Regions from separate parts of the Homo sapiens genome. Here regions 2, 3, 4, 5 and 6 are each linked to region 1. Evidence: chromatin contacts called from ENCODE Hi-C data. All regions are on one chromosome and are shown on one strand. Each heading gives the region's core, a stretch centred on a gene start or an enhancer-like site at or near the end of the contact. The rest is flanking DNA. Distances are from core to core; before and after follow the strand shown. Region 1 holds the start of ZNF230-DT (ZNF230 divergent transcript). Region 2 holds the start of ZNF565 (zinc finger protein 565). Region 3 holds the start of ZNF790 (zinc finger protein 790). Region 4 holds the start of ZNF568 (zinc finger protein 568). Region 5 holds the start of ZNF420 (zinc finger protein 420). Region 6 holds the start of ZNF585A (zinc finger protein 585A).

What was found. Hi-C counts contacts between places; a loop is a spot of excess contacts on that map. Pooled maps may share reads with other maps.
Region 2: a pooled map shows a loop between it and region 1 (12-fold over the local background). The contact joins the promoter of ZNF565 here to the promoter of ZNF230-DT in region 1. A Hi-C loop is called at or near these places in 7 of 50 pooled maps.
Region 3: a loop to region 1 is called in a pooled map, with 11 times the contacts of the local background. The contact joins the promoter of ZNF790 here to the promoter of ZNF230-DT in region 1. A Hi-C loop is called at or near these places in 4 of 50 pooled maps.
Region 4: a loop to region 1 is called in a pooled map, with 12 times the contacts of the local background. The contact joins the promoter of ZNF568 here to the promoter of ZNF230-DT in region 1. A Hi-C loop is called at or near these places in 6 of 50 pooled maps.
Region 5: a loop to region 1 is called in a pooled map, with 13 times the contacts of the local background. The contact joins the promoter of ZNF420 here to the promoter of ZNF230-DT in region 1. A Hi-C loop is called at or near these places in 7 of 50 pooled maps.
Region 6: a loop to region 1 is called in a pooled map, with 8 times the contacts of the local background. The contact joins the promoter of ZNF585A here to the promoter of ZNF230-DT in region 1. A Hi-C loop is called at or near these places in 5 of 50 pooled maps.

The regions. Positions count from the first base shown.
Region 1 is chr19:44,000,341-44,005,351 of GRCh38, forward strand. ZNF230-DT (ZNF230 divergent transcript) reads right to left here and starts at 2,530. Exons shown (of 3, transcript NR_110727.1): 1 at 1,925-2,530. It overlaps ZNF230 (zinc finger protein 230), which reads left to right and starts at 2,617. Exons shown (of 5, transcript NM_006300.4): 1 at 2,617-2,767. RefSeq lists an enhancer at 2,380-2,889.
Region 2 is chr19:36,212,564-36,217,574 of GRCh38, forward strand. It overlaps ZNF565 (zinc finger protein 565), which reads right to left and starts at 2,102. Exons shown (of 5, transcript NM_152477.5): 1 at 2,059-2,102. ZNF146 (zinc finger protein 146) reads left to right here and starts at 2,543. Exons shown (of 4, transcript NM_007145.3): 1 at 2,543-2,633. RefSeq lists enhancers at 2,057-2,486, 2,597-2,786.
Region 3 is chr19:36,835,637-36,840,647 of GRCh38, forward strand. ZNF790 (zinc finger protein 790) reads right to left here and starts at 2,751. Exons shown (of 5, transcript NM_206894.4): 1 at 2,701-2,751.
Region 4 is chr19:36,913,503-36,918,513 of GRCh38, forward strand. ZNF568 (zinc finger protein 568) reads left to right here and starts at 2,830. Exons shown (of 7, transcript NM_198539.4): 1 at 2,830-3,089; 2 at 4,077-4,146. It overlaps ZNF829 (zinc finger protein 829), which reads right to left and starts at 2,789. Exons shown (of 6, transcript NM_001037232.4): 1 at 2,509-2,789; 2 at 1,628-1,749; 3 at 1,463-1,520. The coding sequence starts at 1,665. RefSeq lists enhancers at 2,425-2,474, 2,535-2,914.
Region 5 is chr19:37,076,318-37,081,328 of GRCh38, forward strand. It overlaps ZNF420 (zinc finger protein 420), which reads left to right and starts at 2,116. Exons shown (of 5, transcript NM_144689.5): 1 at 2,116-2,253; 2 at 4,028-4,071. It overlaps LOC105372390 (a long non-coding RNA gene), which reads right to left and starts at 1,880. Exons shown (of 2, transcript XR_001754095.2): 1 at 1,781-1,880. RefSeq lists a silencer at 1,572-1,861 and an enhancer at 1,952-2,191.
Region 6 is chr19:37,170,240-37,175,250 of GRCh38, forward strand. It overlaps ZNF585A (zinc finger protein 585A), which reads right to left and starts at 2,456. Exons shown (of 5, transcript NM_001288800.2): 1 at 2,388-2,456. RefSeq lists enhancers at 2,357-2,546, 2,388-2,682.

The sequences.
Region 1 (5,011 bases), core at 1,280-3,779:
TTGCTATTGTGAATAGTGCCACAATAAACATACGTGTGCATGCAGCACACTCTTAAATAATATGTCAGAGTACATCAGGAGTGAAATTAGGAAATACCTTAGACAACTGAAAATGAAAACAATGGCCAAAACTTTTGGAATGAGGCAAAAGCAGTAGGAGGAGGGAAATTTATATCTGTAAATGCTTATATTAAAGAAGAAAGATCTGACATCCACAGCCTAATTTTATTTTCATGAACTAGAAAAGGAGAATCTTACAGAAAGTGATTAGGAGGGAAATAATAAAGATTAAAGTATTAATAAATAAAATACAGAAGAAGAATACAAAGAAAATCAACCAAACCAAGAGTTGATTATTCTGAAAGACTAACAAAATTGTGAAAACTTTAGCAGGACTGACTAAAAAAGACTCAAGTAACTAAAAGTGGGGACATTATTACCCATTTTTACAGAGGTGAGCCACAGCGCCCAGCTTCATTTTTGTATAAGGTGTAAGGAAGGGGACCAGTTTCAATCTTCTGCATATGGCTAGCCAGTTATCCCAGCAGCACTTATTGAATAGGGAGTCCTTTCCCTGTTGTTTTTGTCAGTGTCATCAATGGCATGGTTTGGATGTGTCCCCACCCAAATCTCAGCTTGAATTGTATCTCCCAGAATTCCCACATGTGGGAGGGACACCACAGAAAGTCAGAATTATTAATTAAAAGGGAAACAGAACTAAGAATTTTAAAAATTCACAGCCTATCTACTTTGGAAAAAAAAATTAGAAAACCTGTTCTGGATAAAACAACGGTAGAGATAAGCAACTGATTTAGGAGATTAGTTTGGATTGGTCATGTCAACAGAAGCCAGGACCTGCTGTCCATTAACACTGGAAGAATGACCCCAAAGGCATCTAGGAGATCATAGAGGCTGCTCCTCCCAACACAGACCCAGAGTGCACGGACCTGGGAAGCAGAAGGGACCTTTGATGCCAAGTGCCCCTAACCTTTTAGGCTCAGTTCCCTGCATGCTACGATTGAGTGTGTCAATACATCTTATCTTTCGGGAAGGCAGAGTAGATCAAGGATACAGCTATAACTGGCATATGAATAGTGATCACTCAATTTTCAGAGAGCGGATGTTTGGCATCAAAAGTTTGGCACAGTCACCTTATTTTTGTGTCTAAACAAAATTTTGAAAAGTTTTTAGTTTAGAAAAATAGGTAAACAGTAGACTCCATTTTTTTTAAAAAGAAGAATATTGGTTTATAGGCCAATGTATGTTTATAGGGAGAAAAAAAGTTACCTTCAAAAGAGCAGGTTTTTAGATGAATTGTTTCCTAATTTAGCTTTATACTGTTATTATTTTTTAACCAATGCCAGTTTTTAAATTGCTAACTATAATAAAGAAATTATGTTTCACCAAGAAATAAGAAGAAACTTAAAAAAAAAAATCTTTAATTATTGAGGTATCTGTTGCCTAGGCTGGAGGGCAGTGGTGGCATCATAGCTCACTGCAGCCTCAATCAAACTCCTGGGCTTCAGCAATCCTCCCACCTCAGCCTCCTGAGTACTTGGAACTTGTAGTCCCAAGATCAGGCCACCATGCCTGGCCAGTTAAAAAAAAATTTTTATAGAGACGAAGTCTCCCTGTATTTCCCTGTCTGGTCTCCAATTCCTGAGCTCAAGGGAACGTCCTGCCCTGGCCTCCCAAAGGGTTGGCATTACAGGTTTGAGCCACTGCGCTTGGCCAGGAAGAAAACTCTTTATAAGACATGCTCCTTCACCTATAGAATCCTCCCGTTTTACTGCATTTACAATCTCAATGTAAGATTGATACCAATGCCTAGCTCTTCATCAGTCATTATTGCTCTGAGGTACTGAGCAATTCACTACATTCGCTGAAATTTGATGTTTCTACATCTAAGGAGAAATATGAATACCATGAAAAGTTTATGGGAAGATAGCTATTCCATGACGACACCGCTTCTCCACTAGTAGCTGTGATCTTAAATGGGGGTGGCTTTTCCTGCCAAACCAGTGGTCCCACAGCTTCTGGAGTAGGGGCTGGTGTCTTCCTGCTCCTCATTGCCCCTGCCAAACCATTCCACCTGGCTCATCCTTTAAACCGTTAGTTTTAACCTCCCATCGTCAGATTATCCTAATCCTTGAAGATTTTATCTCCTCGTTTGTTCTCTTCCCAATAACACTCCTGTCATCGTGGGAGGCGTTTAGACTTCAGGAATTCCTGTCTATACACTATTTTCGCTCAAAGACTCAGGAAGAGAGACGGACGACTCACAGGGTCACAGTCCACATTCCCCACCAGGCGCTCAGAGATATGGAATACGTTCCCGGTGGGCACTGCGGTGTGTGTAGTCAAGGACCACCGCGGAGTCCAACGCTTCCCGCTGAAGAGTGAGATTATAGACATTTTCCTTTGGCATTGGAGGAAGCGGAGTCCAGACACACTCTGAGTCGCGGGCAAGTTGGCTCAGGCGGGTGGACGAGTGAATTCTGGGAACTGTAGTCCATCAACTTCATGGAATGGCGGACCCTTTGGCTCAAGCAGTTGAACCGGGGAATTCTGGGAAGTGGAGTCCAGACGCTCTGTGGAGACGCGAGCACTTCCGGTGTGTGAGCCTGCGGTTGCTACATAACCGCGTAGTTTGAGCCATTTCTGCGTCTGGCGGGTCCTTCTGAACTTGTCACCTTCGCTTGGGGTCGCAACGACCCGATGATCGATGATCCAAGCAAGGGAAAAGAAGCCTTGGCGGAGAGCGGAGGTTTGGTGGGGGCGGGGAATGGGGTTTTTTTCCCGTCCACGGAAGCTTTCTGGGATGGGGGTGCTGTGCTCGCATCCCGGGGGTTGGAATTGGCGGGGTCCTCTGTGCCCTGCTGTGAGCGTTTCCAGGACTTTGACCTCGCTCAGCCTGCCTCTCTCCACCCTACCTGTGCGACCGCTTTCTCGCAGTGTGACGTGGAGTGTTACTCAATGTCCTTATACTTTCCATTGCTGTTTTTGGTAATGGGGACATTAGAACCATCCTAGTAGAATCGTTTTTGGGAACTGAAAGAGATAACGCAAATGAGAACCTTAAAGCAGTCCCTGTCACTTGGTGACTGGTGGTCTCTTGTTAACTTCCCGAAGAGGTCAGGTCCCCGGGTGGAGTCATAGCTTCAGCTGCAGGGGCCCTGGTCCTTCTCCCTAATCCCTGCAGGACGCTGGATGATCCCGGGAGGCCTTCTGACCTCTTTTTAGGAAAGCGAGTTGCGTCCGCTTCCACGAAGGGCGGGGAGCATTTAACTTTTATGGGGGACCGCGATGCAGTCAGGGTATTTCACAACTTTCGCCTTCCCCAGCCTGACCTTTCTAAAAGAGCTGCAGGGAGGGGACTTCTTGGCTACTGAGGGCAAATCTCTATGTGATTGGTCCTTGGCTTTTTTCCTTTATAGAGATGTTCACCCAACCGAGAGTGTGTCCTCGGGAATGGGTGTTGATAATCATTAAGCCGTAATTGGTAACTTCATTCTAAGTGCTTTATACAAATAAATTTAGGCCACACTGTGGCTCTGTGAAGTATTGCTTTTCTTTGTTTTAAAAATGAGAGTGAGACACAGGGTGCATAGCAGCCAACTAGTGAGAGGTAGAGCTGGGGTTGGCACCTAGGCAGTCCAGGTCAGAGCCTGAGTTGATCACCTCTTGGATACATTCTCATTGAGGCAGAGGAACTAGCTGGACTCGTAGGGAAAGCAAGTTAGGACCTGATTGAAAGGACGTTGAGAGCAAGGCTCGTGGGCTTGGACGTCTAGGAATTTTTAAAAATTTCTCAACTATTTTGTTTCATGTTTTCCAAGTATTTCGTACTGTTGTGGAACTGTATCATTGTGGAAAAGTCTGAAATAGGAGAAATGAGAGTAGAAAAAGTTTTTTAATTACCCATGTATCCAAGATGTAAAGGTAGTAACTGTTAAGCTTCTAATTGATTTCTTTTGTCTTTCTTTGTGTCTACTTCTATATTTGTTGATAAACATTTTTTTAAAAATTGTTATATTTTAATGTGTTTTCCCATATGTCTTTTAACTATAGAAAATTTTAAATATTGCTAATAGAGACTAAACTAGTGAGGCTGGTTGTGGTGGCTCATGCCTATAATCCCAGCACTTTGGGAGGCCAAGGCAGGTGGATCACTTGAGGTCAGTAGTTTGAGACCAGCCTGGCCAACATGGTGAAACCCCATCTCTACCAAAAATACAAATATTAGCCGGGCGTGATGGCACGTGCCTGTAGTCCCAGCTACTCTAGAGGCTGAGGCAGGAGAATTGCTTAAACCCGGGAGGTGGAGGTTGCAGTGAGCCAAGATCACGCCACTGCACTCCAGCCTGGGCAACAGAGTGAGACTCAAAAAAAAAAAAAAAAAAAAGAATAAACTAGTGAACTGCCATATTATATAATGCTCAATTTTATTATTCCCATTATCCTTATGACTATTTCCTGATATCTAAAATATTTTTGCTGGGCGCGGTGGCTCACGCCTGTAATCCCAGCACTTTGGGAGGCCGAGGCGGGTGGATCACGAGGTCAGGAGATCGAGACCATCCTGGCCAACATGGTGAAACCCCATCTCTACTAAAAAAAAAAATACAAAAAATTAGCTGGGCATGGTGGCAGGCAGTTGTGGTCCCAGCTACTCCAGAGGCTGAGGCAGGAGAAAGGCGTGAGCCCGGGAGGCGGAGCTTGCAGTGAGCGAGATCGCGCCACTGCACTCCAGCCTGGGCTAGGGAGCGAGACTCTGTCTCAAAAAAAAAAAAATTAAAAACTAAAAACAAAATAAAATATTTTCATCTTTATATCATTTAAAAGCTATAGAAAAGTTGCAAAAATAGTATAAGGAGTTCTCATACTCTATCCAAATTTGCCAATTGTTTACATTTTTCCTGGTTGCTTTGTTGATGACCATCAGCCAAATACCACCAGGAACATAACTAACCAGAGACAGCTGATTATGGCTTTCTGCAGCAAGGAAGCC
Region 2 (5,011 bases), core at 852-3,351, 7.8 Mb before region 1:
GTGAGCTGAGATCACAGCACTGCACTCCAGCATGGGTGACAGAGCAGGACTCCGTCTCAAAAAAAAAAAAAGAGCAAATGGGAATTCTATTGTTGCTACATTTTAAAGTCTTAAATTCAAAATGAAAAGTAAAGAAAAAAATTTAAAAGAACATTAGGTATGCAGGGAGCAGGGAGGATATAGGCCTTTCAGTCCATCTCCAAGGCACGCAGTAAATTACTCCTATGGCAAATACTGGAGACCAGGTTACTTTGGTAGGGGTGAGGGTGGTGGTGGGGTGGTTCTGAAGTTTCAGAAGAAGGAAAGAAAAGCATGTCCTGAAAAACAAGAAGGATTTCAGAGAAATAAGAATAAAACCTGATGTACTTGAACTTGGCACCTTTCTTGGAGAAGGGTTAAGAGCAAGGAATCATGAACAACCAGGTCATTTTTGAACCACCATCCTCCTTACCTACCATATAGGGAAGTGTGGTCACAGAACACCAGGCATCTGCCTAAATCCAGTGTCACTCAGAAGGCTGAGGTCACTCCTGTCCAGGGCCAGAATCTGTCCTAACTTCAAAGGTTCTGCATGGGTCAAGCACTAGAGTCACTGGCACACTTGGTGCTGCACATACAGTCAGTGTCACACAAACATAACCACACATCCACTCTTTTATTTTTTTGAGACAGGGTCTCGCTCTGTCACCTAGACTGGAATGCAGTGGTTCAAACACGGCTCACTGCAGCCTTGACCTCTCAAGCTCGAGATCCTCCCACCTCAGCTTCCCGGGTAGCTGGGACCACAGGTGTGGGCCACCACACTCAGATAATTTTTAATTTTTTGTTTGTTTGTTTTTGAGACGAAGTCTCGCTCTTGTCCCCCAGGCTGGAGTGCGATGGCGCGATCTCGGCTCACTGCAACCTCTGCCTCCTGGGTTCAAGCGATTCTCCTGCCTCAGCCCCCTGAGCAGCTGGGATTACAGGCACCTGCCACCACGCCCAGCTAATTTTTGTATTTTTAGTAGAGACAGGGTTTTATCGTGTTGGCCAGGCTGGTCTAGAACTCCTGACCTCAGGTGATCCACCCGCCTCGGCCTCCCAAAGTGCTGGGATTACAGGTGTGAGCCACCGTGCCAGCCATTAATTTTTTTTTTTTTTTTTTGTACAGGCCAGGCTGGTCTCGAACTCCTGGGCTCAAGTGATCCTCCCACCTCGGCCTCCCAAAGGGCTGATGTGAGCCACCACACCCGGCCCTACATCCACTCCTGAGACACAGGACACAATCACAGACACCTCTATACCTTTCCAGTCACAATATCTTTCCAGTCACAATCACACACCCGCTAAGACACACCCAGTCACACAATCTACTCTCCACTGTGATACAGTTACTCCCGTATAGTCACAAGCCCCACACACCAACACCCACAAATGCCTCATATAGTCACAGTCACACACCCACTCAGGGGACACACGCCATCACTGGTACTTTACGGCACCCAGTCACAACTGAACTTTCACTGTGGACATACACACAGTCACACTCACACAAGCAACCCACACAAGCAGTGGCACCCCACTCCCGCATACACAGCACCACACACATACACACAAACACACACACCAAGGGATACAGGAATACACAAGCGGCGTCACCACACAGTCACAGGCACAGGCAATTGCACACGGCCACAGTGTCACACAACCAAAACCACGCACACACCTTGGAGACATGAATCACAACCGCACACCCGCAGTGGTCACACAGTCACAACTGTACTCACACCCCAGGAACAGGGCGAACAGGCCACATATACAACGGGGACACACGCAGTATCACCCCCGGTCACAAGGACCCTGCACCCCGATACTCTCTATCACACATGGTTACACAAAAACCACCAGACACCCTGGAGACAGGCGGTTACACGTGCACAGTTGCAGACACCCACACCCAGCCACACAGCCACAAAGACACATTCAGAACGGCGCATCCGCAGCCAGCTCCCGCCTGCGCGCACAGATTCGAGGCTCCGGACACGCCCCGGCCCCGCCCAGGACTCCCAGACCCCTCACCTTCTGCCTCCCCTGGTCGCGTCCGGGTCCTTGCGGAGCTAACTAGCTCGCCACGACGTCAAGAACGACGTAACGTCAGGCCGCTGTGGGCTCTGGGAATTGTAGTCCAGAGCTAGATCGGCCACGGACAGAATGGCGTTCTCTTATCTCTGAGTCGGGGCCTGGCTCGTTTTGACATTTTTGCGCCCACGAGTCTTCGGAGAGGGCGTCGCCACTCCAGACCTTCCAGCAAGCTTGAAGTCATCTGACGCTAAAGGACTACTTACCTCAAGAGCTCCATCGTCACAGAAGGAGGCGGCCAAGTTCGCGGGGGGAGGGGAGGAGACAGAGAGTCGACCAGTAAAGCCTCAAGGGAAATGTAGTCCAAGGCCTGAGAAGCGACGTTGCTGGTAATAGAAGGTAATTCAGTACCAGCCTGGGCCTGGCCGCGGTGACCGAGGCGGGCCGCGTCGCGGAGACTTCTGGGAGTGCTTCCTCGCTCTCCGAGTGCGCAAGCGCAGCGCACCGAGTGGACATTTTGGTCTTTGTCCGCGGGTCAGTACGGCCCCTGGGTCCACGTGGCGCGAAAGTAGGAGGTGGGATCTGGGCGTCTCGGGTCGGTCGGACCGGGGAGGTTAAAGGGGAGGATTCCTGATCTTTAGGGGCGCGGCGCGAGGGCAGGGAGTGGGTGTAAGAGCTTCTGGCCTACGTGCGGGGCGGAGATGGGGGCCTCTGAGGCGGGTTTGAGCGAGTGTGACCGAGTTTGTCCTCAAAGTTTGACCTGATGTTTGGGATTGTTGAGTGAATGTGAAACTGGGTGCGGGATTGTGTGTGATTGTGCCTAAGAGGGAGATGTAGGAGACCAGCATTGAGGTATAACGTTTGAGCTGCACTTCCCTTGTCGAAAGTGCTGATAATTATAACGGTGCCATCTTCCTGGAGCGTCTTTTTTACTTGAAAATTGAAGGGGTGGAAAAGCTAAGTGGTGAATAATTTTAAAACGAGTTTTTATATAAAAGCATTTCTTTTTAATTGGAGTGGCATGCAAATCACCGTGACTTTTTTTTTTAATTAAACGAGAGTGTTTCGAAGGAACTTTAGTTTCGGGGTGCCTACTTCAGACTATTCAAATCCCCATCTTTGGGGTACTTAAATAGGGCTGTTAAGCAAAGCCCTAGACTAAACAGCATTGTACGCTTTGAGAAGCAATCCCATATAACGGCGCCCAGGATGAGGGAGTCAACGGTTTTAGGTTAGGCACAGTTATCCTCATTTTTTGAAGAAAGCTTAATTGTTGCAGTGTTTATCTATGAGTCTGGACTAAATCCTAGGTGTCTTAATTCCTTAATGAGTCGAGGCGTTCTCAGGTTGTATGGATTTTGTGAAGTAATGGAGAATGCTACTGACGTCTCCAAAGATGCGTTTTCTAAGGAAATCACCCCGCCCCCGCTGTCGTCATTGACATAGTTTTAAATTACAAAAAGTTAAATAAAGTAATTGGGTACCAAGTTAATATCTATAAATAAATAGCCTTCTAATTTACAAATATCAGTTAGAATACATAGTTGAAGAAAACTAATATTTACAATAGCAGTAAAAAGATAAAGTATTGTGGAAGAAACTTAAAGGTTCAGAACTATTAGGAAAGAACTTTAAAATACTACTAAGGGGCATAACAAATGTGAACAAATAAATATACCATGTGACATTAAGAAGTGTGCGCAAACTTAAGTGAATGTATTAATTTACTGTGATCTTGGTCGGGTGCGGTGGCTCATGCCTGTAATCCTAGCACTTTGGGAGGCCGAGATGGGTGGATTACCTGAGATCAGGAGTTCGAGAGGAGCCTGGCCAACATGGTGAAACCCTGTCTCTACTAAAAAAAAATAAAATAAAAAAATACAAAAATTAGCCGGGCGTGGTGGCGGGCGCCTGTAATCTGAGCTACCGCGGAGGCTGAGGCAGGAAAATCGCTTGAACCTGGGAGGCGGAGGTTGCAGTGAGCCCAGATCTCGCCACTGCACTCCAGCCTGGACAAGAGCGAGATTCCGTCTCAATAATAGTAATAATGTGATCCTAATAAAAGTATGGACAGGCTTTTCTCTTTTGGAACTAGGGGAACTGATCCTAGACTTACTATGGAAAGAGACAAGCTGCAAGAGCCAGTACAGACTGAGAAAGAAAAGGCGTTGAGGTGTGGGGAGATGGGGACCCAACACATTTTAAATATAAAGCCTCAGGCCGGGCTTGGTGGCTCACACCTGTGAGCCAAGGCAGGAGGATGGCTAGAGTCCAGGAGTTAGAGACCAGCTTGGGCGACATAGTGAGATCTCCCGTAGTCCTAGCTGCTTGGGAGGCTGAGGTGGGAGGATCACTTGAGCCTAGGAGGTCAAGGCTGCAGTGAGCAGAGATCCTGGCGACAGCATTCCAGCTTGGTGGACAGCCAGTCCCTGTCTTTTTTTTTTTTTTTTTTTTTTTTTGAGATGGAGTCTCTCTCTCTTGCCCAGTCTAGAGTGCAGTGGCCCAATCTCTGCTCCCTGCAACCTCTGCCCCCCAGGTTCAAGCGATTCTCTTGGCTCAGCCTCCCGAGTAGCTGGGATTAGTTGCCTGCCACCACACCCGGCTACTTTTTTTGTATTTTTAGTAGAGACAGGGTTTTACCATGTTGGCCAGGCTGGTCTTGAACTCTTGACCTCAAGTGATCGGCCCGCCTCGGCTTCCCAAAGTGCTAGGATTACAGGCATGAACCACGGTGCCTGGCCGACCCTGTCTTAAGAAAGAAAGAAAGGAGAGAGAGAGAAGAAAGAAAAGAAAAACAGTTCATGCCCATCAGTGGGAGATTGGTGTACATCGATACAACAAAATAATACATAGCTGTACAAAAGAATGAGGAGGAAGCTCTTTATATACTGAGACAGAAATAACTTCAAAATGTATTGTTAACTGAGAGAAAGCAAGGTGCAGAATGTAGAGT
Region 3 (5,011 bases), core at 1,501-4,000, 7.2 Mb before region 1:
ATCATATAGTTCAGTAGAAGTCTGAGTTGGGTCTTACTAGGCTAAAATCAAGGTGTTGGTAGGGCTGTGTTCCTTTCTGGAAGCTCCAGGGGAGAATTCGTTTTCTTATGTTTTCCAGCTTCTAGAGGCCACCAACATTCCTTGGCTTAAGGCCCACTTCCTCTATCTAGTAAGCAATGTGGCATCTCTCTGACCATTCTTCTGCGGTCACATCTCCCTCTGACTTTAAACTCAGCCAGGAAAGGTTCACTGACTTTAAGGACCCATGTCATTATATTAGTCCAACAAGATAATCGCCCCCATTTCAAGGTTCTTAACTTTATCCCCTTTGCAAAGTCCTTTTTGCCATATAAAGTAGCATCGTCCTAGTTTCCAGGGATTAGGAAGTAAACATTGGTTGCAGGGCCATCATTCTGCCTACCTTGACCCCCCTTCTATCTTAAGCTTCCTTCTTTCTGAGAGATACTCAGTGAAGGAAATAATGTATACAGTGGTCCATTTCCAAGACAAAATGCCTTGAATTGGCTTAGGTAAGCAAACTACAGAAGAAACAGGATATACTAGGCCCCTGCTTGGATAGATGATGCCTGCTTGTCAGCCTCCCGCTTTCTCCCTTTCCCCCACTTAGTTGCCTTCACCCAAACCAAAGAAGTTTAGTCTAAGATGAAAGTTTGCTAGCCTGCAAAATAGCTCATTTTGTCTGCTTTTATCAGCCTGCCCAGCTGCTTAGGTCATAAGTCAACTATTGAAGAGACCTTGAGCTAACTAGGATTGCAGTGCATTGTGGGCCGCAACCAAATGCAGCAAGACAAGCCTAAAAAAAAAACACACACACACACCGGCTGGGCGCGGTGGCTCACGCCTGTAATCCCAGCAGTTTGGAAGGCCGAGGCGGGCGGATCACAAAGTCAAGAGATCGAGACCATCCTGGCCGACACGGTGAAACCCCATCTCTACTAAAAATAGAAAAGTTAGCTGGGCGTGGTGGCACGCACCTGTAGTCCCAGCTACTCGGGAGGCTGAGGCAGGAGAATCCACTTGAACCTGGGAGGCGGAGGTTGCAGTGAGCCGTGATTGCACCACTGCACTCCAGCCTGGTGACAGAACAAGACTCTGTCTCACAAAAATCAAAAAACAAAACACCTGAAGCCCCTACCCAACAATCAATAGGCAACATCCGGGAAGATTGTGACCCCATAGTTATCAGCCTATGAGGAACCAGGGGAGGAACCTGTGCACTAGGGGATAAATTGCTTGTTGAAACTGTTGGGTGTGCCTATCAGACACTGATCTTGCAAGACCATCATTAAAAGTCTCACTTTTGCTGTTCTCCGGGTCTCTGAGTCCATTCTTTGGGACGGGTAAGTTTGTTTCTCACACTCAAGAAATCATCTTTCACTATCCCACGCTATCTCTCCAAAACTGACTTGAATCCAACCAGAATAAATGTCAATCCAACCTTGTATTTATATTTATCTACTATAAGAAGTCCCAGAATTTCTAGTCAACTGTCTTTTCGGACATTGTATACCATCAAGTCTCATTTGTCCCCTTTTCTCATTCTTCCCAACTTTCAACACTTTTCCTGTATGCCTTCATAATGGAATTCATAATTCATTAACAACCAACTCCTCTTTTATCTTCAACCACTTCCTTGAACACGCCCTAACATTCTGAGTCTAACAGAAACTAGGCTGTATCTGGAGGACTCTGCAGCCCTCTCAACATTTCCCCAGCTACAGCCTCTTACCAGTGGGTCTGAAAATGGAACAGATGGCCGGCCTCCTTGTTGTTCACTACCTTCAGACCTTTCTTCCTCCCTCCACAAACTCTAGTTTTGAATTTCCTGCCATGAGATTGTATATAACTCACCACATCTCACTTTTGTTGACCTCTACCAAACACAGGGTATTTTCCCCCTATATCTGAAATCTTCAGCTCATGGTTTACTCTCTGCAGCGCGATTACCCTTTTCTATTTTTTTTAATTCTTGCATTTTTAACTACACCCACACAGATGAGCCTTGTTTACTTACCCTTGCCTGGACTTTTCCCCCCTCTCGTGGCTCATTTCCAACAACATGTTGATGGGTGGTTGTTCCCCAGCCGTCTTCCCCAGCCCTCTACCCCAACCTGCTGCTCCATTTCTCTGCTCTAATTTACGGAGAAACTCTTGAACTATGTTGTCTACACTGTGTCCCATTCTTCTCCCCTCCTTCTAGGTTGCCCCCACTCCAATCCAGCTACGGGCCAGCACAAAAACTGCTCCCCACACATTCACGAAGGACTATGCCTGTCACTCAACGCAAAGCTCAATTCTTTGTTTTTGGCCCCATAGCGGCTGCTATCACCACCTTTACGAACGTGGTCACGCACAACGCGACGCAGTCATAATCACGTACATACAGTCACATTTAAATAGTCCATTAGGGTCACACACAGCGCCTGTCAACGTCGTGTGCGCGTGCGCGCACACACACACACACACACACATACACACACACACACACAAGCTCCCGTCGCGGCCCCAGCTCCTGCATCAATTTCACTCTCGCATCCACTGCTCCCATCGCGATCGCTCGCCCCCACGCTCCCTCGCCGGCAAAGCCACCAACTCCAAAGACATTAGCACCTCACTCCCCTCAGCCCCGGCCTCGGGCCCTCCGGAGTCATTCGGCTTCTGTGTCTCGGAATCACTCACCCGGCCCTGCGGTCCCTTGATGGTGGAAGGTTCCGCGATCTTTCTATTAACCCTAAAGGGACAGAGGGCTGACAGGAAGTTGCCCGGGGAACGGTGCACTCTGGGAAATGTAGTCCGGAGCCTGGGCCGTCTTTAACTGCCCCGGACACCGCGGTCACCATTAACGGACCCTGCATTTGAGCCCCATCCCCTCGCTGGGCAAAGACCATCGCCCACACACCGCTCACATCTGCTGCCGAGAGCTTCCAGAATTCCAGGCCGCGTTTAGGAAGCTTCAGCGGAGGCATGCAGGCTGCCCTACCTCTGCAAAAGGCTCCCAGCCCTGGGAACAGGACAGTAAGCCCAGGCCATCTTAGGCTGGAAGTAACCTTGGTCCCGACGGCCCTGGGAAATGTAGTCCAGAGCCTGGAACACTGCAGAAATGCCCCGGGGGGATGGTGCGATGGTTTTCAGTAGGAGCTCGCTGCGTGGGCCTCTGACCTATGTGGCATGGCGGGAAAGTCCTACAAGACTGTGCCAAGCGAGTGGCGAGTCTGTCCCGTCTCTGCCCGAGCCTCGGCCCGGCTGGGTGGACACCTCTTGTCCCACAAGTACCAGCCTGGGATAGAACGAAGGGGAAACGATCCATGGGACACAGCTACATGCCCAGCCCTATAGGGGTACCCTGTCTGGGAATCCATGAGAACTCTTCCTAATACCTTATTCCCATCCTCCAATCGCCCTTAAAGTGTTTGGTTTCAATTAATGTTTATAGTAACATTAGTACTGTTTTGTAAATTCCATTCATGCCATTCTTTTTGCTGAAGTACACACTTGCCAGTTTTCATTTGCTTCTCTTTTAGATGTACATCATTTCAATCTACATCTAAACTTTCTGACAGAGGAGTAATTTTTTTCAGTACTTTCAAACTTATCAGGTAACTAAAATAGTTGTTTCTTTTTTTATTGTGAAACAGAAAATACTTGAAGTGCATAAAATGTGTAAGTTCAGTATAACTCCACACAAGTGTTGGTATCTCAAGAACAAATGCCCATTCTATGTGATCATTTCTCTTTTTGTTTGTTTGTTTGTTGTTTTTTTTGAGACAGGGTCTGGCTTTGTCACCCAGGCTGGAGTACAGTGGCACGATCTAGGCTCTCTGCAACCTCTGCCTCCCTGGCTCAAGTGATCCTCCCACCTCAGCCTCCAGAATAGCTGGGACTACAGGTGTGTGCCATCACACTCAGCTAATTTTTATAGAGACAGGGTCTCGCCATGTTGGCCAGGCTGGTCTCGAACTCCTGGGCTCAAGTGATCCTCCCAAGTAGGCCTCACAAAGTACTGGCATTACAGGCATGAGTCACTGCACATAACCTGTGTGATCATTTCTGATACCCAGCTCCAGCTCCAGCTGATCTTTAGGGTATTAATAATATCTTGGCTCTTTAATAGTTTTAATCTCTCAGCTGGACGCGGTGGCTCACGCCTGTAATCCCAGCACTTTGGGAGGCTGAGGAGGGTGGATCACCTGAGGTCAGGAGTTCGAGACCAGCTTGGCTAACATGGTAAAACCCTGTCTCTACTAATAATACAAAAATTAGCTAGGTGTGGTGGTGCATGCCTGTAATCCCAGCTACTCTGGAGGCTGAGGCAGGAGAATCGCTTGAACCCAGGAGGCAGAGGTTGCAGTGAACCAAGATCACACCACTGCACTCCAGTCTGGGCGACAAGAGCGAAACTCCATCTCAAAAAAAGAAAAAAAAGTTTTAATCTTGCTGTGAAATGTATATAAATGCAATCAAATTGTACAAATTTTCTGTCTTGATTAGTTGTTAAACTCCTAACTGGATTAACCGAAAACCCCATAGTAAAGGCCTTACAGAAGGAAAGGTATGCCCATCCAGCCATCAACATCATTTTCCTGGTACTACTGGCAGGGGACCCCAAGACCAACCACTACACGCCCAAGCTCTGATGATTCACTGGGAGGCTCACAGTGAAGTGATACAAAAGAAAATCAGTAAAGAAAAAAGCGCATGGGGCAAAGTCCAGGGGAAACCAGGTGCACACTGCGAAGGGTTCTTTCCCAGTAAATTTATATGGGATTTATTTGTTCCCCAGCAGTGAGTTGTGACAATACATGTGAGATGTTACCAATCAGGGCAGTTTATTATAGATTCAGTGCCCTATGTTTTTATTGGGGGCTGGTCACATAGGCAGTCTGTGCCTAACACATACCAGAATTTCAAATTCCCAGAAGGAAAGCGGGTGTTTAACATAAACCATACTGTTTGTACAAAAAGTTTAGGCATAGTAAGCCACTTATTAGGA
Region 4 (5,011 bases), core at 1,580-4,079, 7.1 Mb before region 1:
TAATTGCCTGCCATGCCCACTGCCCCCTCCTGAGATGAGGCAAGGTTCTTTTGTTTGCTTTGATTTCAGCTATAAGTATCAACTCTAAAAACCAAAAAGAGATAAGACACAGAAAAGAAGAAGAAATTCTAACATATGTTTAGTTAGAACCTGAGAAGGAAAGGGGGAGAGAATGATACGGGGGCTTTTTGAAGGTATAATGACTGAAGATTTTCCTGAACTAATAATAGATATCCATCCATAAATTTTAAAACTCTACAAATCCCAAGCAGACAAATAAAACACATTTATATATCTTACACTAAAATTACAGAAAGCCAAAAACAAAACAGTCAGAGGAAGACAAGGCAGATTACCATCAAGGGAGACGAGCTAATCAAGACTGTATGATACTGGCACAGGAATATAAAAAATCAGTGGAAGAGAATAAAGAGTTCATAAACATACCCATGCACATATAGACACTAGGTATATTTGAAGACCAATGAGAACACAATAGACCTTCCAATATATGGTATTGATAAACTGGGTATTAATAAGGAGGGGGGAATCTGACTCTTACCTCATAACATATACAAAAACCAGTTGCAACTATATAAAATATCTAAACATGAAAGTGAAACTTATGGCTTTAAGCATAAATATAGGAGAGTATCTGCATGACCTTGGGACAGGGAAGGATTTATTTAAAAAGATACAAAAAGCACTAACCATAAAGAAAAAATATTGATAAACTCAGCTTTTTAAAAATTAGAACTTATCATAAAATCATCTTACAGGAAATGATGAAATAGTCCAAATAGTAGGAAAACAATCAATAAAGGACTGAGATCCAGATTACATAAATAACTCATACGAATCAATAAGAGCTATTCCAAGAGAAAAATGAGTAAAGATTTGAACTGACATGTCACAAAAGATGACTAAAAACCAATAAACATATGGAATATGTTCAATTTTATTATTAATCACGGAAACCCAAATTCAAACCTGTGGGGGTGGGCGGGTATAAGTACAGATATATATTCAAATGAGGATTTAAAAGTCTGGCATGTCTGATTTGTATATCATAGTTTTTGCAAACATCAAAAATGTATTTCCCAAGACCATTTGATGACATGGGAGAATATTTCTGACACTTCTTTTTGCAAAAATGTAGAACATCAAATGGTAAATGAAATAAAATTTGGTTTTTGACAAATAATGAAAATACATTAAAATATTAACCCTAGTTATCTGAGTGGCTAAATTTTATTTTTTCTTGGTAATGCTGTGTTTTTGAGATCTCTAAATTAATCATCCTTTTATTTTTAAATCAGAATAAATATTTGAGAAGAAAATTCAGCAAGCATAAGTGGAGCAACCATCCTTTTCTGTGATGGGAAAATTATAGGGACCTATAATTAAATGACATTCCTTTAAGCAAGAATTTTCAGAAGAAAAAGAGGAAACCCCAACACACCTTGGATACTGCTTGTAGAAGTTCATCATGCATTCTTTCCTCCTCTTCTGGGTGACACCTGGAGAAAGGTAAAATTGGGAGAGGGAAGAGTAACTGTGAGACACCAGGTTTTTCTTGGTACCCAGATTAGTCAAGTAAGAGTTCTTCCCCAGCCCCATTACCCACCACACATGAGGAATGGAGATCAGAGGAGAATGGGGCATTCTGTCCAATTCCAGTGGCTCAGGGGAAAGGTTGTGTTCACTGCTGTCCAGGGTTGGAATCTGACCAGACCTCAGAGAGGTTTCCTAGAGACAGAGTTCTGGAGTCACAATCGCATAGTTGACAGGACCCCATACTCATACACAGAATGCCACATACATTTAGGGACAGTCACACTTAAGGCGACATGCACGTCTCACCTGCCCACAAGGAGCCACACACGGCAACACAGTTACAATCACATACACACCATAGGAAACACACAATTACAGCTGCACAATCGTAGGCACCCCACACTGTCGCAGAGTCACAATCACACATCACCACGGGAACACACAGCCACAACCCCCACAGTGACAGGTATCCCATATCCGCACATAAGCCGCAGTGTTATTATCTCCCAGACAATTTCACAACCTCCCCTCTTTTTTTGGGGGGGTGGGGTGGGGTGGGGACAGAGTCTTGCCCTGTCGCCAGGCTGGAGTGCAGTGGTGCGATCTCGGCTCACTGCAACCTCCGCCTCCCGGGTTCAAGTGATTCTCCTGCCTCAGCCTGCGAGTAGCTGGGATTACAGGCGCGCGCCACCATGCCTAGCTAATTTTTGTATTTTTAGTAGAGATGGGGTTTCACCATGTTGGCCAGGATGGTCTCGATCTCTTGACCTCGTGATCCTCCTGCCTCGGCCTCCCAAACACAACCTCCACCTTTCAGGCCGCTCCGCCCGCAGGGGCCCAAGGCGCCAGCTCCCCATCGGTCTTCGGTATCCTCACCTAAGCCCTTTCCAGTCATCCCGGATGGGAACTTGCAGACCTGAGCCAGTTCTCCTGGGGACCAAAATATCTCACCTCCCAGATCTAAGGGTCCCGCCAGGAGTGACGAAACGTTCGAATTCCTGCGAGAAAAGTGGCAGGCCACCAGGCCCTCTGGGAAATGTAGTCCAGAGCGGGACCCACGCCGATTCCTGTCAGCTCCTCGCCTGGGCCCACCCGAAACGGCTGCTCCCTCAACTCTCAACATCCAGCCGAGCCTCGGAGTTGCGGGTCGCCGTAGCGCTGCGCAATGGAGATGAGCCTCCCGGGGAACCCGGCCCAAGCCTCACCCTCACACAGGAAAGCAGATGTGTTCTGGCCGGAAGTTGAGTGGGGCCGCGGGGCCTGCTGGGAGGTGTTGTCCTCGGAAACGTCGCTGGCGCGGAGGGATGGTTCGGCGCTTTAGGCGTCTGTCACAGACCTATCTGCGGGTCGCCTTCACCCAGCATCTCAGAAACTGCGCGCGGGATGAACATTCGGGTGTTTCCGGCAGGTGACGCTGCCGAGTCCCCGCAGCAGGGGGCGAGCAAGGGACTCGCGGTTGACGGGACACGGATCCTCTAAGGCCCAGAGTGTCCCGAGTAGCGGCAGTGGGGAGTGCTCAGGGTACGCTAATGGTGAGTGGTTGCAGTTGATGGGACAAAAAACTGTGATGGGAGTTAGTGTGGGTGTGTGGTTGTGTGTGTGAGTGTGACGGCACGAATAATCTGATGGGGTGATTGTGATATTTGGTTGCGCGGGATTATGATGAAATGTGTGATATGTGTGTGATTATGATTAAGGCTGTAGCGAGTGTGAACGTGGCGAAGTGTGCGTGATTGTAATATGTCTAGTAGTTCTTGTCTTGAGCTGGCTTTTCTGTAGCATTTGGCACAGTTGGTAACGGCTTGAAAAACACTTATTTGTTTTCTACTGATCCTCCCTCCTTGTTGGCCACTCCTCTGTAGTCTTCTTTGCTGTCTTTTTTACCCTAGTAGCCCTTGGCCCTTTGTAATTTTCCACTATTCCTTGGCGAACTTTTCAGGTTCATTATTATCTTATGACTTGCTGCTTTTATGTATGTTAGTTAGCTATTGCCATGATAATAATTATGTCTAAAAACCACCCCTGAACTCAATGCCATACAACAGCAAGTCCTTACTCTCCTGTTCACAGGCTTGCGCATTGACTGTGTTCAGCTGATCTAGGTGGGGCTTGGCTGAGTGGATAGGCTGCGTGACGAGTTAAGATCTGCGCCGCATGTGTTCTTTCAGGGTCTCAGGCCAAAAGGACATTTGTTGCCAGGGCATGCTCTGCTCCTGATGGGTCACCAGAGCGCAAGAGAGATTGCCTCAACCAGAGCAAGTCACATGGCTAAGCCTAAAATCAATTATGCCCACAGTTGGAGAGCAAAGTTACCTCGCAAAGAGTATGAATAATAATCTATTAGAGGGTGTGAGGAATTGGACTAAAATTCCAGTCTACCACCTTAAGAAACATACCTCTTTATCCTGGTGAATGCCTTTTAGTCCGGGTTCTCTTTTGTCTGATAATATTGCTTTTCAAGTTTTATTGTATTTCTTAAGAATTTCATTTTCTAACCCCCTTGTGTCTTTATGTTTCAGATCTGTGTCTTGTAAAGAGCATATTGCTGGGCTTACATCCGTTTATCTTGTTTGACTGTTATTTTAATAGGTGAGTATAGTTCAGTGGCATTTATCATGATTGCTCATAAAAAATGTTTTATTTTCTATTACGCCTTAAACATTTTTGATTGACATATAATAGTTGCACATATATCTTTTTTTATTGTGCAAATTCACCTTATCCCTTTTTCTCCCCTAGGTTGGTTTCTGCTATTATCCTTTTTTAATATGCATGCTTAACAAAACTCAACCTTAAGACTTTAAAATACTTGAACTCCAAAATATCCACCAATTTCTGTGTTATTCTTGTCTCATATATTATTTTCTTCTAGTTTTTGTTGTTGTTGTTGTTTTGTTTTGTTTTTTTGAGACGGAGTCTCGCTCTGTCACCCAGGCTGGAGTGCAGTGGCACGGTCTCGGCTCACTGCAAACTCCGCCTCCCGAGTTCAAGCGATTCTCCTGCCTCAGCCTCCCGAGTAGCTGGGACTACAGACGCGCCACCACGCCCGGCTGATTTTTTGTATTTTTAGCAGAGACAGGGTTTCACCATGTTAGCCACCATGGTAGATCTCCTGACCTCGTGATTTGCCGACCTCAGCCTCCCAAAGTGCTGGGATTACAGGCGTAAGCCACCATGCCCAGCCTATTCTCTTCTAGTTTTAAATCCCCAAATTAGTAGTAGTAGCTCATTTATTCTATATACAGTTCGTATCCAGGAGGGGTTGGTTTCAAGACCCCCCATGGATACCAGAATCCACAGATGCTCAAGTCCCTACATCCTTCTTTATACATTAAATCATCTCTAGATTATTTGTAATACCTAATATAATGTAAATGCTGTGTAAATCATTGTTACACGTTATTGTTTAGGGAATAATGAGAAAAAAATCTGTACTGTACGTGTTCAGTACAGA
Region 5 (5,011 bases), core at 866-3,365, 6.9 Mb before region 1:
ACAAAACCCAGTATATATCTCCCATATATAATTGGACATAATTCTTTTTTATTTTTATTTTTATTTATTTATTATACTTTAAGTTCTAGGGTACATGTGCACAACGTGCAGGTTTGTTACATATGTATACATGTGCCATGTTGGTGTGCTGCACCTGTTAACTCATCATTTACATTAGATATATCTCCTAATGCTACCCCTCCCCCTACCCCCACTCCCTGACAGGCCCCAGTGTGTGATGTTCCTTACCCTGTGTCCAAGTGTTCTCATTGTTCAATTCCCACCTATGAGTGAGAACATGTGGTGTTTGGTTTTCTGTCCTTGCGATAGTTTGCTAAGAATGATGGTTTCCAGCTTTATCCATGTCCCTATAAAGGACATGAACTCATCCTTTTTTATGGCTGCATAGTATTCCATGATGTATATGTGCCACATTTTCTTAATCCAGTCTATCATTGATGGACATTTGGGTTGGTTCCAAGTCTTTGCTATCGTGAATAGTGCCGCAATAAACATACGTGTGCATGTGAATTGGACATAATTCTTGCCTGACTTTGACCCACTCTAACTCAGTGCAATTTAATTATCTATATTTCACATAGCTATGCCTGATCACACACACAGGTTCATTCCCTCAAGAATTCTGATCACCAAATTTGCTATTCCAGTCACATTACCGGTAAGAGATCAATGTATTTGATATATGGTCTTGCAAGACCAAGTTTTATTAATTTTTTTCCCTCTGAAGGAGTGGTGAAATTATACTCTATCTTCTCTGTGCTGGAAGTTCACAAGTTTTTGATTATTCAAAAATCATAAAAGGCCAAGAGGTCTTGAAGTAAGTAAAAATAAGTTCAGGTTTACCAACAAACTCTACAGCCTTAAGTTACTTTCTGCCGGCCAAGGTTTTCTCATCAGAAAATGAGGACAAGTGTTTGACCTAGAATTTGGGAAATCTGACTAGTGCTGTACTGTGCTAAAATTCACTCTTCTTATGTATAACGTTGTTTTATTATTTTATTAGTTGATGGCCTCTCAACCGTACCCAGTAATAAGAGAAACTTTACCCTCTAATTAGAAAATAATGGATATCTACTTTTGGCCTGCTGTGGCAGAGGAAAAGGCAGTTACCCTAGGACTGGTTTTGAAATAATCTTTCTAAAAACAAAGAAAAAACTACGTTAATTTTGGATTCTTCCCGATAACACATATATTTGATCCAATAGAAAAATGATGTCTAAATTACTTGTCAGATAAATTGATTATCTTTTCCAGATTATTACATTACTATTTAAGGAAGAAATAACTTGGCCATAGTATTTTCACTGTCACACACGATCACACACAGCTCATTTGCTCTTGGCACCCTTACAGACACTGAAATACAAGCACAAAGAAAGCACGTTTATATAACACAGATCACCAGTTACTCAATTACGGCCACACACAAAAAAGCAGATATACATACAGATACCCTTCATAAGCAAACCACAATAGAGATCTGTGTAAAATCGTCTTACTCTGTTAGACGATTCTACACAGTTATAAAATCCCATTACTACGCAGCTTAAAGTACAAATCACCTCACACCCCACAGCAGGAAGAATCACACACAGGCAGAAACACAACCATACACACCCGGCCACGGAAAGACTCTCAGTCCACCTGGCATCTCCCATTGTCACACACACCCCAAGGGCCTGGGAGGGCACACACAGGGTCCTCTGCAAATCCGAGGTTCCGGCGGGTCCCCGCACCGGCCCCAGCTCCTCCCCCGCACCTGCCTGGCCGGCGGGTCCCACCCTCTCTCCTGCCAGGGGTAGACCCTGGGACCACTCAGCTCGCTCTCGCAGGCCCTGAGCGTCTGACGCCTGCGCACTGAGCGCGGGCGGGCGGGCACTCCCAGAAACCTCCGGGGCGCTGCAGGCGGGACAAGCAGGTTCCACAGGCCGAGCCCACGAGCCCCTCGAGGGGTGAGCGGCCCGGGCCTCCTGGCGTTCTGGCCGGCTAGCCAAGCGCTGGACTACATTTCCCAGAGGCACGGCGTCCGGAGCGCTGGACTACATTTCCCAGAGGCACCGCTCCCGGAGCGTAGCTTCATTTCCGTTAGTTTGCGAGATTTGGAGGCCTCGCGTGGGGAGAGGGCCGCGTCTGTGGAGGAGCTTGGCTCCGCACCTGCTGGGCTGGCGAACCCGAAATTGGGCTTGGAACCCGGGAGCCAGATCTTGGACCCTGAACTGCACCTCTGTCAAGGTAGGAGTGTCCGGGATGCCGGAGCGGACACGCGCGGAGAAAGCGTCGCTGGGGTTACTCGTGTGGCCGTGTCTCCGGTTTTGTGTGCAGGCTACAGCCTGCCTGGTATTGGCGACTGCCTGTGCATACACGACTGGACGTGTGTGGCTGTGGTTTTGTGTATGAGCATTTGTATGAGTGTGAGTTGTGACTCTGAGGGTGTTTGTGACTGTTTGCTTACCTGGCTGGGATATACTTATGTGACTGTGATTTTATGTGTGCCGCGTGTATAATTGGGGTTTGCCTGTGACTATGAAGTGTGTGACAGTTGTGACAAGAGTGTTTGGATGTTCTTGTGTCACTTTGAGGTTGTGTGTAAACCTGATATCGTGGGATGGATTTGCCAGTAAATTTAAGGTGTGTGACAGTGTTGCTGTGACACGGTGTTTATTACCGCGTGTTTCCCTGATTTCGTACTGGGTTGGGTGACTGTCTGATTGTGTGTGACTGTGGGGTTGTGTGTGCTGTTTTCATGACTGTGTAAAGAGACTAAAATTGCAGCTTTGAAAGGGTGTTTTTGGCGGTATGTGTCTCTGACAAGGTGCTTGGATGTAATTATATGCCTTGTACTTAATGGGATTTTGTTTGAGACAAGGTGGTCTAACAATGTAGCATAATTGGGTGATTGTGCCTCTAGCTGTGTAACTGTGGAAATGTGATTATGTGTGACTTTATGTGGCCATTTGTATATTCTGTGACCTTATGGGGGTTTAGTCCAGTACAGAAGTAAATTTCTTTTTGGTATTTCTGGGGTTCATTTGGGGCTGAGGTCTGCCTATGGATTGTGAGTCCCATGTGGCTCTGTGCTCCTCCCATGTGGCTCTGAGGACTTAAGGACTTTTTGATTTGACCACAGTGGCTGCCCTTTCATCCATGGCCTGTATTGCTTCATTTCTGTATCCATCCTCGGTTCACCTTGGGAAATGTAGTTACTTACGAGTTCACGACTTCTTCCCTGCGTCCTCTTGCCTTATAGCCTTAAGGGGATTGGGTGCAGGGAAGTGGCAAGAAGTAAGGAAGTCAGACATTTGGACACCTGAGTGATGAATAGGAGTTATTTGCAAGTTACAGACCTGGTCTTAGGATGAGAATTTTAGGGCTGATAATACCTTCAAGACAGCCACTGGATGCTGTGCGCGGTGGCTCACATCTGTAATCCCAGCGCTTTGGGAGGCAGAGGCGGGTGGATTACCTGAGGTCATGGTTTCACCATGACCTCTACTAAAAATACAAAATTAGCTGGGCGTGGTGGCGCATGCCTGTAATCCCAGCTACTTAGGAGGCTGAGGCAGGAGAATTGCTTGAACCCGGGAGGCGGAGGTTGCAGTGAGCCAAGATCAAGCCACTGCACTCCAGCCTGGGCAACAAGAGTGAAACTCATTCTCTAAATAAATAAATAAATAGGCCACTGGAAATATAATGGGACTCCAGGAGTGGGAATAGTTTCAGAGGGAGTGCTTTAGGAGACAGCCACCCAGTTCTGAACCTGAAGCACCCCACTGCAGGACTGTCTCCAGTGTACAGCTTTGAATACAGAAATAAATTCAAGCCCAAGACAGCTGTGACCTGGCCCTTCTTTCTGATACAGAAGGTAGAAGACTTATTCTAGTCTCCTCCTGACTTTTCTTTATGTTAAATGAGATTAAGAGGATGGAGGAAGAGGGTATGTTATAATTTAGCATATTCCCCAAGAAAGGCCTAATATCTCATTCCATTTTTCTTTTTCTGAGAGTAGAGCCCAGAGGAGAAAGAATGGCTGTTTCAGTAGCAATGTCCAAGGTGAGTATTTCCTCTTTGTTTCCTGAAATACCTTTGTTATTACAGGACATAGACATTTTTGTTTTCTTTTTGAAATTTCTTGCCTTCTCAAATGATAGAGGGGCAAGGCAATTTTTGGTAGATTGAGAGCAAAGAAAATGTGCCATTAATCGGGATAGATGCTTCCCCAATAGTGGTTAAATTTACGAAGAATGGATTTGAGACTCATGGATTTAAAAAGGGGAAGAGAGAAATAGCTCTATTGTGTTATTTAAAAAGGGAAAGAGCTCTATTGTGTTATTTCTGATACAGCACCATTTTGATTTTTTAACTTTTTTTAGCTTGTTATGGAAAGTTTCAAATGTACACAAAAGTATAATGAATATGCCTAGCTTAAAAACGATCACGGCCAGGTGTGGTGGCTCATGCCTATAATCCCAGCACTTTGGGAGGCCGAGGCGGATGGAACGAGGTTAGGAGATCGAAACCATCCTGGAAAAAGGTGAAACCCCGTCTGTACTAAAAATTAAAAAAAAAAAATTAGTTGGGCGTGGTGGTGGATGCACATAGTCCCAGCTACTCGGGAGACTGAGGCAGGAGAATGGCGTGAACCTGGGAGGCAGAGCTTGCAGTGAGCCGAGATTGCGCCACTGCACTCCAGCCTGGGCAACAGAGCGAGACTCTGTCTCAAAAAAAAAAAAAAAAAAGCGATTACTTTCCAATCTTGTTTCATTTATTCTACCTTCAGTTCAAAATCCTTTCTAATTTGCCCCTTTGATTTCTTGACTTATAGGTTATTTTGATGTGTCATGTTTTCAAATATTTTGAGGATCTTCCAGAGATCTTTTGTTACTGATTTCTAATTTCATTACATTGTGTTCACAGAATATACTTCATATGATTTTAATCCTTTTAAATTTATTAAGATTTGTTTTATGACCCAGAATTTGATGCATCTTAG
Region 6 (5,011 bases), core at 1,206-3,705, 6.8 Mb before region 1:
TTTCTGATTCAGTAGGTCTAAAGTAGAACCCAAAAAGTTTCGTTTCTAACTGGTGCCCAGGAAACGCTGATGCTGTCAGTACAGGGACCACACTTTGAGAACCAGCGCTGAGGAGAACATAAAATTTAACAAAATCTGTGATAGGTATTAGTTACGGTGAAATATGGGAAAAGTCATGAGAGATGGAGTAATGTTACTGCAGATTTGAACTGCAGCTCTGACACTTTTCACCTATGAGAACAGAAGTTTCTTCACTTTCTTTTGAGACGGAGTCTCGCTCTGTCGCCAGGCTGGAGTGCAGTGGTGCGATCTCGGCTCACTGCAAGCTCTGCCTCCCAGGTTCAAGCAATTCTCCTGCCTCAGCCTCCCAAGTAGCTGGGATTACAGGCATGCGCCACCATGTCCAGCTAATTTTTGGTAAAGACGAGGTTTCACCATGTTGGCCAGGATGGTCTGGATCTCCTGACCTCCTGATCCGCTCGCCTCTGCCTCCCAAAGTGCTGGGATTACAGGCGTGAGCCACTGCGCCCAGCCATTTCTTCACTTTTAATTTCAGAAATGAGGATGAAAATGCTTATCTCAAAGTTACAAAAATTAAATGAGATAATACTTGTAAAGTACTCAACACCTCCCAGGCACACAAAAATCATACAATACATATCAGCGATTACCATGCATTATCAGATATTAAAACAATATAAAAACAATGTAATAAAAACAAGTAAAACAATAAATATACCAGACAATATTGATCTATATATGTGATAAAAGTGGTATTCAAATGAGTGTGCATAAGACATTCATTGCATAAATGGCAGTGATATAATGCAGTGATATAACTGGCTGGCCACCTGGAAAAAAACAAACTAGATCTCCATCACACACTATTCAGTAGGCAAATGCCAGCAGGACTGATCACTTAATTATGTGTATTTGTTAAATCACAAAGACTATTAAAATAAATTTTAGAAGTATACATGTGTATAACACTGTGGTGGGCTGGGAGGGATCTTATTACACGTGAGAGGAAACACAGACTCTGTAACAGAAAAATCAGATACTTTTGATTAGATGATATTTCCTAACTTTATGTTAAAATATACCACAAAAAAAAGTAGGACAAAAGATATGAAAATTCACAGAAAAGGAAACAAATGGCAATTAACCAAATAAGATGCCAACTTTAGTAACTGGAAAATGCATTGGAGCAATTAGATATAATTTTCCCTCAAAATTTTAAAAACTTTTAAAATGCAACAATATCCACTGCTGGAAAAGCATCTGGGAAAATGAGTTATTTTATAAATTGTTGGTATAAGCTTGAATTGTTATATTTTGAGCTACTTAGTCATATCTATAAAGTATTAAAAATGCACATATGCCGGGCGCAGTGGCTCACGCCTGTAATCCCAGCACTCTGGGAGGCGGAGGCAGGTAGATCACCTGAGGTCAGGAGTTTGAGACCAGCCTGGCCAACATGGTGAATCCCCGTCTCTACTAAAAAATACAAAAAATTAGCTGGGCGTGGTGGCGGGTGCCTCTAATCCCAGCTACTCTGGAGGCTGAGGCAGGAGAATCCGTTGAACCCACTAGGCAGAGGTTGCAGTGAGCTGAGATCGCGCCACTGCACTCCAACTTGGGTGACAGAGCGAGACTCCATCTCAAAAAAAAAAAAAGTGCACATAGTTATTCCTAATAATTTCACATATATAAAGCAGAAAAAGAAGGACAAATGGACAAATAACCTTTCCAGAGTTGAGTACTTTACCTTCCTCTGTAATTAAGCAGACAAAATAATCTGTGAGGAGACAGATATATTTTTTGAATATATGCTTAATTAATATCTATAACAATACAATTAGAGAACATAGTACACTGTTTCTATGTAATAGATGTGACATTCATGAAAACTGACCACGAACTAGGTCATAAAGCAATTTTTCAATTTGACCATTAAACAGACATTACTTTAAAAAGGAACTTCTAAATAACTCATGGATCAAAGAAAAAACCACTTAGATTTGAACAATTTTTAATACAAAGATTCACCAAAACTTGAGAATTTTTATATTAAAGAAGACTGAAAATTAAAAAGCTGAACTTTCAACTCAGGTTAGAAAGCAAGCTGATTACAGTCCTCACCGATCACCATAACTGACCCTACAGGCTCTGTCACTGACCACAGACTCCCATCACTGACCCCCAAACCTCAATCACTCATCCCAAAGAGCTCCATCAATGACCTGAGAAATCCGTCACAATCAACAACGGACGCCACAGAACCCCATCACCGAAGCCTGAAACCGCAATCACTAACTCCACAGGCAACCTCGACACCCCCTATTACTGGCTCCACAGAAACCCCAATCGTGATCAACCAAAATCACCTCAAAGATTTATCGGTATTGGAATATGAAAATACTCCTGACACCAGCGGCAAAAAAGCCTTGGAAGACCACTTCCACTTCCGGTCCGACTTCTAGCACCTCCCCTTTGTAGGCTGTTGATATGGCGCATGCTCTGAATAAACTTGGAAGCCAGTTTCCTCGAACAGTCAACAGGGCGCAGACACAGCGCACAGGTTCCGTAATGTGGCGCTGTCCGGCAGAGAACATGGCCGCGCCCTTATGGTGTTTATTCGCGTGGGCCGCCATTTTGAAAGCATATCCATTCCGTAGAGCAGAGGAATTGGCCGCTGGCAGGGTTTCCTAGAGCGAGGCAGGTATAGTTACATAGGATGCTGGAGTGTGACCCTTGTCTGACTAGGCTTCTATTTCGGAGGAGAAAGTTACTGGAAATGTGGGTCTGGTGCTGTATGTTATATTTAGAAAAGCTAAGTTACCTTTCTGAATACAGGACACTGAGGATAATAATTACCAGGGAATAGAGGAGCCAGGGAAAAATCACCAAGTGAAGGGGATCCTGGGAGAAACCACAGGCAGATGATAGGAGGAATCAGGATAGTACAGTCCATTTTTTACAGACGCCATTCAGGGAAAAGGTGGAAAGGTCACTAGGGGAGTCATCTCTTGAGTGAAACCACCCTGAAAGTCTGAGAGACATCTGAATGAGTAGTAGGCTGCAGGAAGAGTGGTACAACTTTTAATGGGAGAAACCGCCTTGGGAAATAGGGTAGAAGTCCAATAGTATTAATACAATCCTCTCCTGGGAGATACCACCAGAGGAGGGAGGAGAAGTCCGGGCGTCCCCTTCTGAAGGGCTGGGTCGGGTGGGAAGGTGAATAGAGATTTGAATCACCCATTACCCTCCACACTAAATACCTCAAGTGCAACTATAGTAGGCAGCAATAATAACAACACTAATAGTCTTTAGTATGGCCAACGTGTTACTAAAAGCACCTAAAGAAGACTGTTTTTATTTACCTTGAAGTTAAAATATAATTAATAACAATCGCCTTACCATGTCAATGAAGCTTTAAGTGCAGTCTCTGACCCTTAGCTTCTCCTCTGTGGAAATTCTGAAACCTCCTTACTCCCCTTTTTGGAGGGTGTGGATGAGGAGTTGTAAAGATACAATTCCTTTCACTTGGTGAACTCCTAAACATGATTCACAGCTCAGCTTCTGACAGGAAGTTCTACCTGAACAGTGGTGGGAAATTACTACCCAATGTGTTCAGTTCCAGCAGGTGGGAAACTTGTTTTCAGGGAATTGAACCTACACTCTGATGTGGGCATGCTGGATGCCTTCAGGCCAGTTATGTCTGTCTCTGGGACTCGGCTTAAAAATATGTTTAGAGAATTAGACTCTGCTGATCTCAGGTTTTCTTTCTTCTCCGAAAGGACGGTCTAAGGAAACATCTGTGGAAGTCCGTTAGTAAACACACAATTTCTACCAAGGGGCTAAGAATTACTGTTGATTTTGTCAGTAATGCAGCTCTGTTAAAAAGAAGATGACTTAACTTTTAGGGATTCGTGTGGAAATATTTATGGGTGGAATAATATTAGCTTTAAAAACTCCACTGAGAAAAAAAAAACTCCACTGAGAAGGGGTATATGGTATTGCAAAAGAAAATGTTGATAAATGTTAAAGCAGAGTGATAAGTAGACAGAACTCATTATAATGTTCTCTTCCATAGTATTTGTGTGAAATTTTCATAGTAAATTTCTAATTTAAAAAGAAAGGAATTAAAAACATTTACAAGGAAACATCAAGAAGACAGCAGGTGTGGTCATAGTGTTAGGGAAGATGAAACCTAGGAGACCCAGAGTGACACCATTTTAAGTTCAGCTCCATCTTGACACTAGCAAGGCACATTCATTGCAAGTCACAACTCATGGTCCTAATGTGTTTACAGCGAAGGAAGCAGCCCTGTAATGCCTGCAAAGACAAACTCCTAGAACAACAGAAAGTCCAGATGTCCAATACCCATAACAATAAATGCTTTCAAGATCATTATAGTTATACTTTGATGTACTTACTAAAATGTCAGGGATAGTTTTCTTTAAATCAATAGAATAATAAATTTTGTCATAATGTCAGGCCACCCACGCATAGGCACAGCTTACTTTAGTCTTTACATAGACAAGACCCCTATATAAGAAAAGCTTAACAGATGTTCCTCCACTTGCTTTCTGAGGACACCCTACTCTGTTGTGGAGTAGCTTTCAATAAACTATCTCTTCTCACTGCACTCTACAACCCACCTGGAATTCTTTCCTGCATGAGATCAAGAACCCTCTCTTGGAGTCTGGATTGAGACCCTTTTATTTCCATAACAATAGTATTATACAAACACAGGCATACCTCAGCGATATTTAGGGTTTGGTTCTAGACCACTACAATAAAGCGAGTCACACAATTTGTTTGGTTTCCTGGTGCGACATACACTGGGGCCTGTTGGGGGTGGGGTGGCGGGAGGGAGAGCATTAGGAAAAATAGCTAATGCATCCTGGGCTTAACACCTAGGTGATGGGTTGACAGGTGCAGCAAACCACCATGGCACACGTTTACCTATGTAACAAACCTGCACATCCTGCACACGTACCCCAGA